Regions from separate parts of the Homo sapiens genome. Here region 1 is linked to region 2. Evidence: chromatin contacts called from ENCODE Hi-C or POLR2A ChIA-PET data. All regions are on one chromosome and are shown on one strand. Each heading gives the region's core, a stretch centred on a gene start or an enhancer-like site at or near the end of the contact. The rest is flanking DNA. Distances are from core to core; before and after follow the strand shown. Region 1 overlaps INPP4B (inositol polyphosphate-4-phosphatase type II B). Region 2 has its middle 18 kb from the start of LINC02432.

Region 1 (4,890 bases), core at 1,757-4,256, 920 kb after region 2:
TGCCTACAAATATTCTCTATAAGTTAAGGCTTATTATAATATTTTCAATTTTATATTTGGAGGAAATAAAGGGATAAGACCTTCTGAGACTGGTCACTAGCCACTCAAAGACTCCACCTTTCCTCTGAGCACTGCTGATAAACTACAATGAAAACAGTACTTCAAAGAACAGGAGCAACATGGCCTGAGAAAAGCAGGTTTTCAGAAGGGGATGTATTTGTATTCCACTTACACTATTTTTGCTGGTATCATCAGTAAGACATTTTCTTTCCTTTTGTAGAAATCACAGTCCCTTTGGTCACTTGTGCTACGCTGCATTCCAATACAACACAGATCTTAAACTAATAGAAGAGGTAAGGCAGGGGCTGAACTAAACTAAGCCTCTCCCGTGCCTCACTGGAGGATGCTCCTAACAATGCTTTAATCCTGACAGGAAGCTGATCATCTCTGCTGCAGGCAAAGAAGGGCTGTGCTCAATGGGAGGACTTTTCCTGTCTCAAGCAATCCTTTTGGCTGTTACTTATTGGGTTTTCTCATTTTTCACCTGATTTGATTATTTGGTTCCTACTTATCCTTTCTCTAATAGCATTGTCTTTGACTACTTCAAAAGTTGTTCTGTAAGTTTCTTTATTTTTCTTCCACAGTCCTACACTCTTCACTACATGCCATCTTATTTATTGATCCACCAATTGTTATGGAGTTATACGCAGCCACATATTCTGTCTTCTATGAGATAATTTTTAGCTTTACTTCTTTAAAGTAAAATTGACTTAATTTATTCATTTATTTCTGACTTAGACTGTTTCAGGCACTGGGGATAAAGGAGGGAACGAAAATAGACAAATAGTTTTGTCTCATGAAGTTTAATATTAGTGAGGAAAATAGACCACAAATGAGATAAATTCGTAAAATATATATATATATATATATATATATATATATATATATATAACATTGAACAATGACAAGTACTAATCACAAAAATAATGCAGAGAAAGGCGATAGAAAGCTCTGAGGTAGACACTGCAATCTTAGATAGGGTTGCAGGAAAGGCTTCAGTGAGGAGGTGACATTTCTGCATAAAGACCAGAAGGAAATAAGTGAACCACAAAATTACCTAGGGAAAACACTTCAAAGGTAGGTGGGAAAACTAAGTGCAGGGGCCTTGAGTTGGCAACGTACCTGAAATGTTCAGGAACAACAAGGAAGACAATGTGACTGGACTGTAGTGAGCAAAAAATAGGAGCTGGGGAGGAGGTCAAAGAAGTAATGAAGTTCCCAGGGTTGGGACGGGGAGACTCCTGTAAGACTGTGTTTGGTCACTGAAGGGCTTTGAGTTTATACTTTCAGAGAGTTGAGAAGCTGTGAGAGGAAAGACATGTCCTAAGTTTCATTTAAATAGGGTCGCTTTGTTGCTCTGTTGAAAATAGACTGATATAGTGACATGTGGTGGCAGATCAGGGAGAGAAAAGGAAAAAATCAGGGAGACTTTTAAGTCATTACTGTAAACATCCAGGTGATAGACAACATTGGTAGCAGTGAAAGGGCCAAAAGTTGTTAAATTCTGGTTTCAATTAAAAGGTGCAGTCAACAGGATTTGCTGACATACTAACTGTGAGTTTATGAGAGGCAGAAAGGAGTCAAAGGTGACTCCAATAAAAGAAAAAATGTTTTGGATACATAATGCAACATTCATCTACTATGCTAGTTTCGAAAAAAGACAATTTTAGTATTTCTCTTGTAATTTTTTCTTTCTACTACTATGTGGTTTTAATGCTTTATCTTCTATTTCTATGTGTGTATATATTGAAGTTTGAAACAATCTAATATGGTAAATGACCTCTGAGCAATCTTCCCTTGATAATAAATATGTGTTCATAATATGATTTATGGAAACAAGAAAAAGAAAGCAAACGTATGTGAGAAGAAAGAGTTTGGATTTTCACTTATATTTTATTCCATGCTCTGGAATTTAAGACTCAAGATTAAAATGTAGTATTTTATATAAAGGTACTGTTATGGACTGAACTGTGTCTTCCAAAGTTCATATGTTGAGGCCCCAGCCTCCAATATGACCATATTTGGAGATAAGGGCCTATATTATGGAGGTAACTAAGATTAAAAGAGGTCATAAAGATGGGGTCTTAATACTACAGGGCTGGTATTCTTACGAGAAAAGGAGAAGATACCAAAACACTCCCTCTCTCCCTTCCTTTCTCCTTTCCTCTCTCTTTCTCTCTCTCTCTCTCCCTCTCTCTCCCTCTCTCTCCCTCCCCCACTTCCCCTTCCTGCTTATACACAGAAGATAGACCATCTGAGAAGGTAGCAAGAAGGCAGCCATCTGCAAGCCAAGTAAAAAGCCCTCACCAGGAACTGAACAGGCTGGCACCTTGATCTGGGACTTCCTAGCTTCCAGAACCGTGAGAAAATAAATTCCTGTTGTTTAAGCCATACAGTTTATGGTATTTTGTCATGACAGCCCAAGCTGAGCAATATCAGTATCACTCTCTTATTTACGTCTACATTAGATAACATGTGTCACTTTCATGGCACATGACTATGGTGCTAATAGAAGTTTCATTCCTTTGTCCCTAGCTCATGCAAACCAGTGAAAGCAATGTTATTTTAGGAATAACTTCTATTTCAGTTACTTTCTCTTTCCATAATGATAGTCATTCATGTCTTAAATCACCGTTAGTAACAGATAATATTAATTGATTTTCTATGGATTTTTATTTAGCAGATGTACAAGGGTCCATGCATTTGCAGTTCTAAAAAGCACTCTAGGTGATTCTAACCACACTTTGAAAAACGCTGAGATAAAGTTATTTACACAATAAATATCATGCATGTTGGGCCTTACTATATATCTCAAACATCGATATTCTTAAAGATTGCTAAGAGAGTTTACAGTTACTTTATCAAAAATTTGCAAAAAAGGTCAAGGTTTACAAATAATCCAGACAGGGCAGAGCTGATGCCAAAATGTTTGATGTGTTTACCATTTTAGTCAGCTTATGACTCACACACGGTGTGTATTGCCACTGCCACCTCCTATTTCTGGAACAGCTCAGTTAAGTCTTTTTAAAGTTCATGTTCCTAAGCCAGAAACACTATGTAGGATTTGGGTGGGGGCATATCTCTAGGTATCAAGTTCTCCATTTATGAAAAGAGTATAATTTAATTTCCACTACCTTATACTATAGTGACATAGTCTGGAGTCAAAAGGTGGGCTAGTTTTGAGGAAAGTGGAAAAGTGGCTGGTAATATATTTAGAATCAGAGAAAGGAGCTCTACTTTGAAATGGGAAGTGTTTCTGCTACTGGTCTCCTGGTACACAGTTACAGGTCTAGGCATAATTATCTGCCTATTTCTGCTCTGTGTCCCCAGTTTAGCTTCCGAATCCTCCTTCCTTGATCTTGATGCAAGTGTTCATGTGATAGTGACAAAGATGAGTCTTATATAGAACTACAAAACAAACAAGGATGGAATGAAGGGATCCAGCCCTAAGACAGGGTTTCGAATGCACAAACTCAAGAAAGTCTGCTCCAAAACTTTACCATGGCCCTGATATTAGTTAATAACCTGATTTAAACCTTGGGCCTTCTTAAAATATTTTTATAATGTGGGATATATTCCAAGGAGAAGGGAGAGTAACAGAGAAGAACAAGGTTTAGGGTAGCAGAGAAGACCCTAGCCTATTCTGGGAAAAAGAAAAAAAAATTGAAAGAAAATATTTGATATTTTTGTAAAGTTAATAATTTGTTACGTGTTGGATAAATACCATCTTCCATGCAGCAGTTTCCTGGGTAAGAAAAATCAAACATGCTCCAAGATAAGAGACACTAAACCAGAAAATAAGTCACAATGGGCCTTAATTTTTTAATGTTCATTTATAAAGCTTTTCTTCTACAATCAAGAACAAGACAAAGATGTCCATTCTCACCACTTCTATTCAATGTTATACTGAAAGTTCTAGCTGGAACAATCAGACAAGAAAAAGAAATAAAAGATATCCAAATAGGAAAGGAAGAAGGGAAATTGTCTTTGTTTGCTAATAACGTGATCTTTTATGTAGAAAACCCTAATGACACAACCAAAAGAAAAAAAAAATCAGTTAAAACTGATAAATTCAGTAAAGTTGAAGGATACACAATCAACTCACAAAAATCAGTAGTGTTTCTTTACACTGACAGCAAACTATTTGAAAAAGAAATTAAGAAATCAATCCCATTCACTTTAAAAAAATACTTATAAGTAAATTTAACCAAGGATTTGGAAGATCTGTGTACTGAAAACTATAAAACATTAATGAAAAAAAGTTGTAGATAACACAGATAAATAGAAAAGTATCCCATGCTCGTGGATTGGAAGAATTAATACTGTTAAAATGTCTATACTACCCAAAGCAATATACAGATTAAATGAATCCCTATCAAAATTCCAATGTCATTTTTCACGGAAATAAATGTTAAAAATCCTAAAATTCTTAAGAAACCACAAAAGAGCTTGAAGAGTCAAAGTTATCTTGAGTAAAGAGAACAAAACTGGAGGAATCATGTCAGCTGACTTCAAAATCTATTATAAAGCAAAGTTATCATAATCAAAGTGGCATGTTACTGGCATAAAAACAGACACATTGACCGATGGAACAGGGCAGAAAGCCTATGAATAAATCTACACATATATGGGCAATTCGTTTTCAACAAAGGTACCAAAAACACAGAATGGAGAAAGGGCAGTCTCTTTAACAAATTGTGTTTGGAAAACTAGATGTCCACATGCAGAAAAATAAAATTGGACCCTTATCTCATGCCATGCTCATGCACAAAAATCAACTCAAAATGAGTTAAAGACTGAAAAATAAGCCCTAAAACTATAAAAGTACTA
Region 2 (5,647 bases), core at 1,654-4,153:
GAGAGGGGAAAAAATCTTCAAGAAATAATGTAGGAAAACTTGTGAGTATTGAAAGCTTTGAATTTCTAGGTTGACAGCCATCTGAGTGCCCAAAAATGAATGATAGAAAATCTGCATCAACACATAACAACATGAAATTTCAGAACCGTGAGGATAAAAAGACAACCCTAAAAGTAGCCAGGTAGAAATAACAGGTCACATTCAAAAGATGGTACTCAAACAATGGAGAAGTCCCTTCAAACTTGTAAGGAGAAATGAATTACAACCCAGAATTACAAGCTCAGCCAAGCTATCAATCAACTGTGAATGTAGAATGATATTTTCCAATATGTGGGATCTCAAAAAATGTGCATTCTGTTCATATTTCTCAGAACACTATTATGTACTTCATCAGAAAGAGGACCAACAAAAAGAGGAAGCCTCTGCATCCAAGTAAAAGATGCTACATGACAGGAGAGGGATAAAGGGACTATCTAAACGATGGTGCAGGGAAGTCCCAGGATGACAATTGTGTAATGAATCTGAGAACAGTCAGTTCAGGTCAGAAAAATTAGCCCAGAGAACTTCAAGTAGTATGTTTCCAAACTAAACAGAACTGATACTACCCAGTGCTGCACATTTGATCGCTGAAAATTATACTTCCAACAAATCAAAGATAATCAAAATACTATTTTTGTCTTGCATCGTCCCTTTATAATTTTTCAGTGGTGGGATTTTTTTTTTACTATTTTTCTTATGAATAAATTTTCTAGAAGTCTACATAGCCAATGAGCTCACTCCTAGAAGCTATAGAGCCCTGGAGGCAGAAACAGACTAGCTGTTTACCAAGCCTGTTTCTTTTTCTTCTGTTGCACAAACATAGTGTTTCCCAGCTTCTCTTGCAGTTTTGCATGACCACGTAACTGAGTTCTGGACAATGCACATGTAAGAGGAAATGACATGGCACTTCAGGGCCATGGCTCATAACAAATCTTGATACAAGAGGCTTCTTGTTTTTTCTCCTATCAGATTCATGCAGAAATGAACCTAGTGGCTCCAAAAGCTGTATGTTAATGATGGTGGAACCCTAAGGTGGAAAGAGACTGGGTTTCTAAGTCACTGCTTGGCGCTTGCAGCATAGTCAACTGTGAATCAAGAACAGGCATGTCAGGTGGTAAAAAAGTATACTTCTATTGTCCTGCCATCACAGCACATCTAGCAAAACTGTCCTCTGGAGACCTGGAAGGCAAACCATGTTTCTAGTCAGCCTATGGCTTGGGAAAGGGTTTGGAAAGTCAGTCATGGGCTTTACCTTGTGTTTCCAGCAAAGTCTTACTAAAAAGGGATGAGCTTAAGAAAGACTTGGCTATTTTGAAAGCAGAAATGAAAGTGAAAAGAGAAAGACTGAAAATTTGGGCCCTTGAATTTGAGGCTTCAATCTTAGATATACTCTCAATATGTCAAATAGACTATCCAATTCCAGACCATAAATAAAACTGCATTTGGTTTAATATCCCATCTCAATGGCTCACCTGAAGTGGACCAGCTGCTTCCCGTGGAAGAGGGGCAGGTAATTTTTCTATCCTCTTGCCCACTTATATGCTACTTATAAGTTGTCATTGCTGTTGCCATGGGAATGGAGTCAGAGACTAGAAAGGCAAAGGATGCAGGGAAGTTTATGCTAGCTCTGATACTGTAAGATGGGCAGATGTCTGCAGGTGATTTTCCCTCTTTGGGTTGCTTTGGTGGCTCTGCAGGGTCACCCCCTGTGGGGCTCATCTGGCTGCAACAACTGCAGCTCTCTAGCCCAGTGCTCAGCCCCTGGGTTTAGGGAACCACTATCCACTCTCTATTTTGGTTAGAGGCTCATTACACTTCCAGAAAGTCCTTCTTGGACAGAGCTAAAGGTGGCCCCCAGCTAGCTCTCTCCTGAGGTCCTCATCTCCTCCACCAGAAATACTTTACTGCCCAAAGAGCTCACCAGTTGCCCCTCCTGCTCCAGTAAGCCTGTCAGATGCCAGTCTTACCCTCTCTCAAGCTCCAGGAGACTTATCTCAAACTCTCCAAATTGGCCAAGTGAAGCCCTTTTTGCAAAAGATAGCACTCCATTGCTCCCCTTGGAGAAGGTGAAACTCAGTCTAGCAACACATGTAAACACACACCCCTCTTAACAAATTGTTCTCATCTCCAATATTTGGACCCTTTTGTATTCTTCAGTGGGTTTGGAACTGCCCAACTGGTTCTCTGATAGCTCCTTTGAAAATCTACATTTTGGTTTGACAATTCTCTTTGGAATTTCATATATTATATATTGTGGTGAAAGCTGAAAATTCCAATTTAATGTTAATGAGGAAAAACTCACTGTTTCCTCTACTCTCAACACTTCACTTCTGACACCAAATGTGTGGGATATATTTTTCCCACAGCAATCAGTTCTCTCTGGATGCCACTTATGTGTCCTACAATTCAGTTACGGTACTATCTACCTTGCAGTTAGTGCAGACCCCATAGGTTGAAGGCTCAGTCCCACAAGACTGGGCCCCCACCCCAACCCCTCCACTTCAGATGCCAGTGGCATGGCTTGGATATCCACATTACCCATAACATTTGTCCAACTTGGCTACAAATGGAAGGTTTACACGACTTTCTCCTGAGGTTTGATATTTTGCCCTGATGGCTCACAAAACTCAGGGAAACACTCACTTATGTTCACTGCTTTATAACAAAGGATATGATGAAAGATGCAGATGAACAGCCAGGTGAAGGCGAGGTCCTGAGCACAGGAGCCTCTGTCCCCATGATGCCAGGGTGTGCCACCCTCCTGTCCTGTGGATGTATTTACCAACCTGGAAGCTCTCCAAGCCCTGCCTTCTAGGGATTTTTTATAGAGGTTTCATCATGTAGGCATGACCAATTATTAACCCAGTCTCCAGCTCACAGTTTGAATTATGGCTTGGTGTTTCTGGAAAACAGCCCTCATGTTGACGTTATCCAGCAGTCCGCCAAGTGTTGCCTTATTAGAATAAAGGCACTCTTATTACCCAGGAAATTCCAAGGGATTTAGGAGATCTGTGGCAGGAACAGGAGGCAGAAACCAAATGTATATTTTTTATTATGTCACAACATCCTGTTACACTGTATCAGAAAAAGTATTATACCTCTCTTGGAAGACTGAGGGAGATAATTAGTAATAGGCACAAAGAAATCAATTATATAATAAGACTATTGAAAATTAAGCAATTTAAAATTCCACATAAACTGAAAAGTTGTATAAGAAAGGAAATTGCCTTCTTTCCCTTGCACCCCCTGCTGTACTACTACAAGCTACTCCTTGACTCATCATTCAGGGAATGTGAGTAAAGGGGATGGGCCTCCTTACCCCTAAATATTCTTAGCAAATTAATGTGGAGGTGACAGACTCAAAAGGTGGCTTTTCTCCTACCAGGTTGCCCATCCCAAAATAATAAAAGTAGCTAAATAAAATGCATTTCTTTTTGTAATTTGGTGTCATTGTCCTTAAAAAAGTGAGGCATGGTTACTGAACTCTTTGCCCATCCCATTTCTAAAATTGAAAACCTCAATTTCAATCCTGAATCTGTTCTCTGGCTCATTCTTCCTGACATCTACTTATTATACAAATATAGTCAATCTTTGGCTGGTTCCATGACTGACATCTTAGAACATCAAAATTAGGAATGGTATGGCCAAATTGTCATCTTAGTCCTGAAATATGTTATAAACCAAACGTTGGAAGAGAATGAGCACATTCATAAATAAGAATGGCTAGGTCTATAAAAGTTCCCCACCTTTTTTCATCTGCAGAAAATATTTATTTTGCAGGTTAGGGTTTTCCATCCGTCAGAAAAAAAGAATGGCCATTACTGTTCTTTTCACTTCACACAGGCAGACTCATTTGCTCTACTTTCTGTGACTATCACTGTTTTGTTTGTTTGTTTGTTTTGTTTTGTTTTGAGACAGAGTCTCACTCTGTTGCCCAGGCTGGAGTTCAATGGCACAATCTCGGCTCACTGCAACCTTCGCCTCCTGGGTTCAAGCAATTCTCCTCAGCCTCCCAAGTAGCTGGGAATAGGCGTGTGTCACCACGCGCAGGTAATTTTTTTGTATTTTTAGTAGACAGGGTTTCACCATGTTAGCCAGCCTGGTCTCGAACTCCTGACCTCAGGTGATCCACCCGCCTCAGCCTCCCAAAGTGCTGGGATTACAGGCGTGAGCCACCGTGCTCGGCTGACTATCACTGTTAATAGCACATCTTATGCTGCACTGTAATGTTTCTGCACTGTAATGTTTGTTAATGGCATGTTTCTCACTGTAAGATAACTCCTTAAGATTAAGGCTTTTATGCATCTTCATGTTCTCATGTTTAAGAACAGTGCTTGGAACACAGATTCCATACATGTTGAATGAATGAATAAACTATTAAATAAGTTAAAGAGCACTAGAATGAACTAATATATGATTTACATTTGTTGACATTTTGAATCTCGTAATTATTTTTGACTATCTCCTCTACTTGGCTGTGAGTCCAAGAGCATATAAATCTTGCCTCATCTATGCCAGTAGCCTCAGCATTTAGCATTGTGCTTACTGCCTAAAATGTGATAGTTGCTCAGTTAATGTCTTGAAAATGAAGAAATGAATGCATTACATTATGAGATTTGCAAGAATAAGCTCCCTGGGTAGTCTGTGTCTTGTGTTTCATCATGCCATGCTTGTTCTCATCTTTAGGGACTTGAAAATGTGATTGAAATTTAAAGAATATTGGTTTTGAGAGTCAATTCTCAGCTACAACGTTCACCATCTTCTGAAATACCATTTTGTCTTTTTAAGAGAATAATGTTTCTATTTCCTTTCTGTTTTTTCTTTTTTTAATGTAACCCAGATCTTCAATGAAGACCATGTTTTACAAGTACACTTAGGATAAGCCTTTTATAAAACTAGTACTTTGGCTTATAAGCCCCAGCTTCTTTGTCCAGTCAGTGCTGTTGGTGTTGGATGACTTAACGAACAATGCCTGAGGCTTATAGATAAAAGGACTCACAGAGCAAAGTTATTACATGAGTTACCTTTCTGAATAATACCTAACTGCAGAATGTTCCTGGCATTAAGTGAAAATAGACCAAATATTAGCATTCTCAAAGCCCTTATCTTATATGCACACATGTACTGCTCTTGTTCTAGCTGTGGTTTAGTACTGCTTGACATCAGTAGCATATTCAGTTCCCATTTTTAGGCAAAAAGGAACAAATCGCCCTTCCTTGTTCAAGGAAGATCAAGGCAGATCAAGTAACCAAAGATCAGCTATCTGTTGCAAACTTTGGAACCACTGTCAGGCTTATAGTCTGCTTCTATGTACAAAGAACAAAAAACACTGGGAGGATACATTTAAAAAATCAGACTATCAGAGGTAGTTGGAAATTTAGTTTGCCCTCAGATGAAAAAAAAAAAAACAATGACAAAACATTTATGTTGCAAAGCAGGAGTAAAGAAAAAAAATTTAAAAGATAAAAACTGGCTAAATCTGTCATGCTCAATTGAGCAACAGAGCAAAATGAGATAAGCCTATTAGTGGCAGTTGAGAAAAACGGCTTTTCAAATTCAGTTTTTTTATGAGAGTAATTTAGGAAGTGTAGTTTAAGAGTCATTAAGT

What was found. A loop is a pair of places that touch in the nucleus more often than their neighbours do. ChIA-PET counts read pairs that join two places held with the same protein, here RNA polymerase II (POLR2A). Pooled maps may share reads with other maps.
Region 1: a loop to region 2 is called in a map of IMR-90, with 2.9 times the contacts of the local background. The contact joins two enhancer-like sites. A Hi-C loop is called at or near these places in 1 of 168 maps with a recorded cell type or tissue (IMR-90) and 3 of 50 pooled maps. POLR2A ChIA-PET finds 5 or more read pairs at or near these places in 1 of 52 experiments (AG04450).

What each region holds. Positions count from the first base shown.
Region 1 is chr4:142,262,730-142,267,619 of GRCh38, forward strand. All of the region lies in intron 10 of INPP4B (inositol polyphosphate-4-phosphatase type II B), which reads right to left. Among named protein-coding and RNA genes, the nearest start is that of INPP4B, 580 kb to the right of the region's middle. Within about 2 kb of position 3,007, at least 6 of the 41 ENCODE cell types and tissues checked have a DNase peak (open chromatin) inside an H3K27ac peak, as active enhancers do.
Region 2 is chr4:141,347,413-141,353,059 of GRCh38, forward strand. No RefSeq gene overlaps it. Among named protein-coding and RNA genes, the nearest start is that of LINC02432, 18 kb to the left of the region's middle. Within about 2 kb of position 2,904, at least 6 of the 41 ENCODE cell types and tissues checked have a DNase peak (open chromatin) inside an H3K27ac peak, as active enhancers do.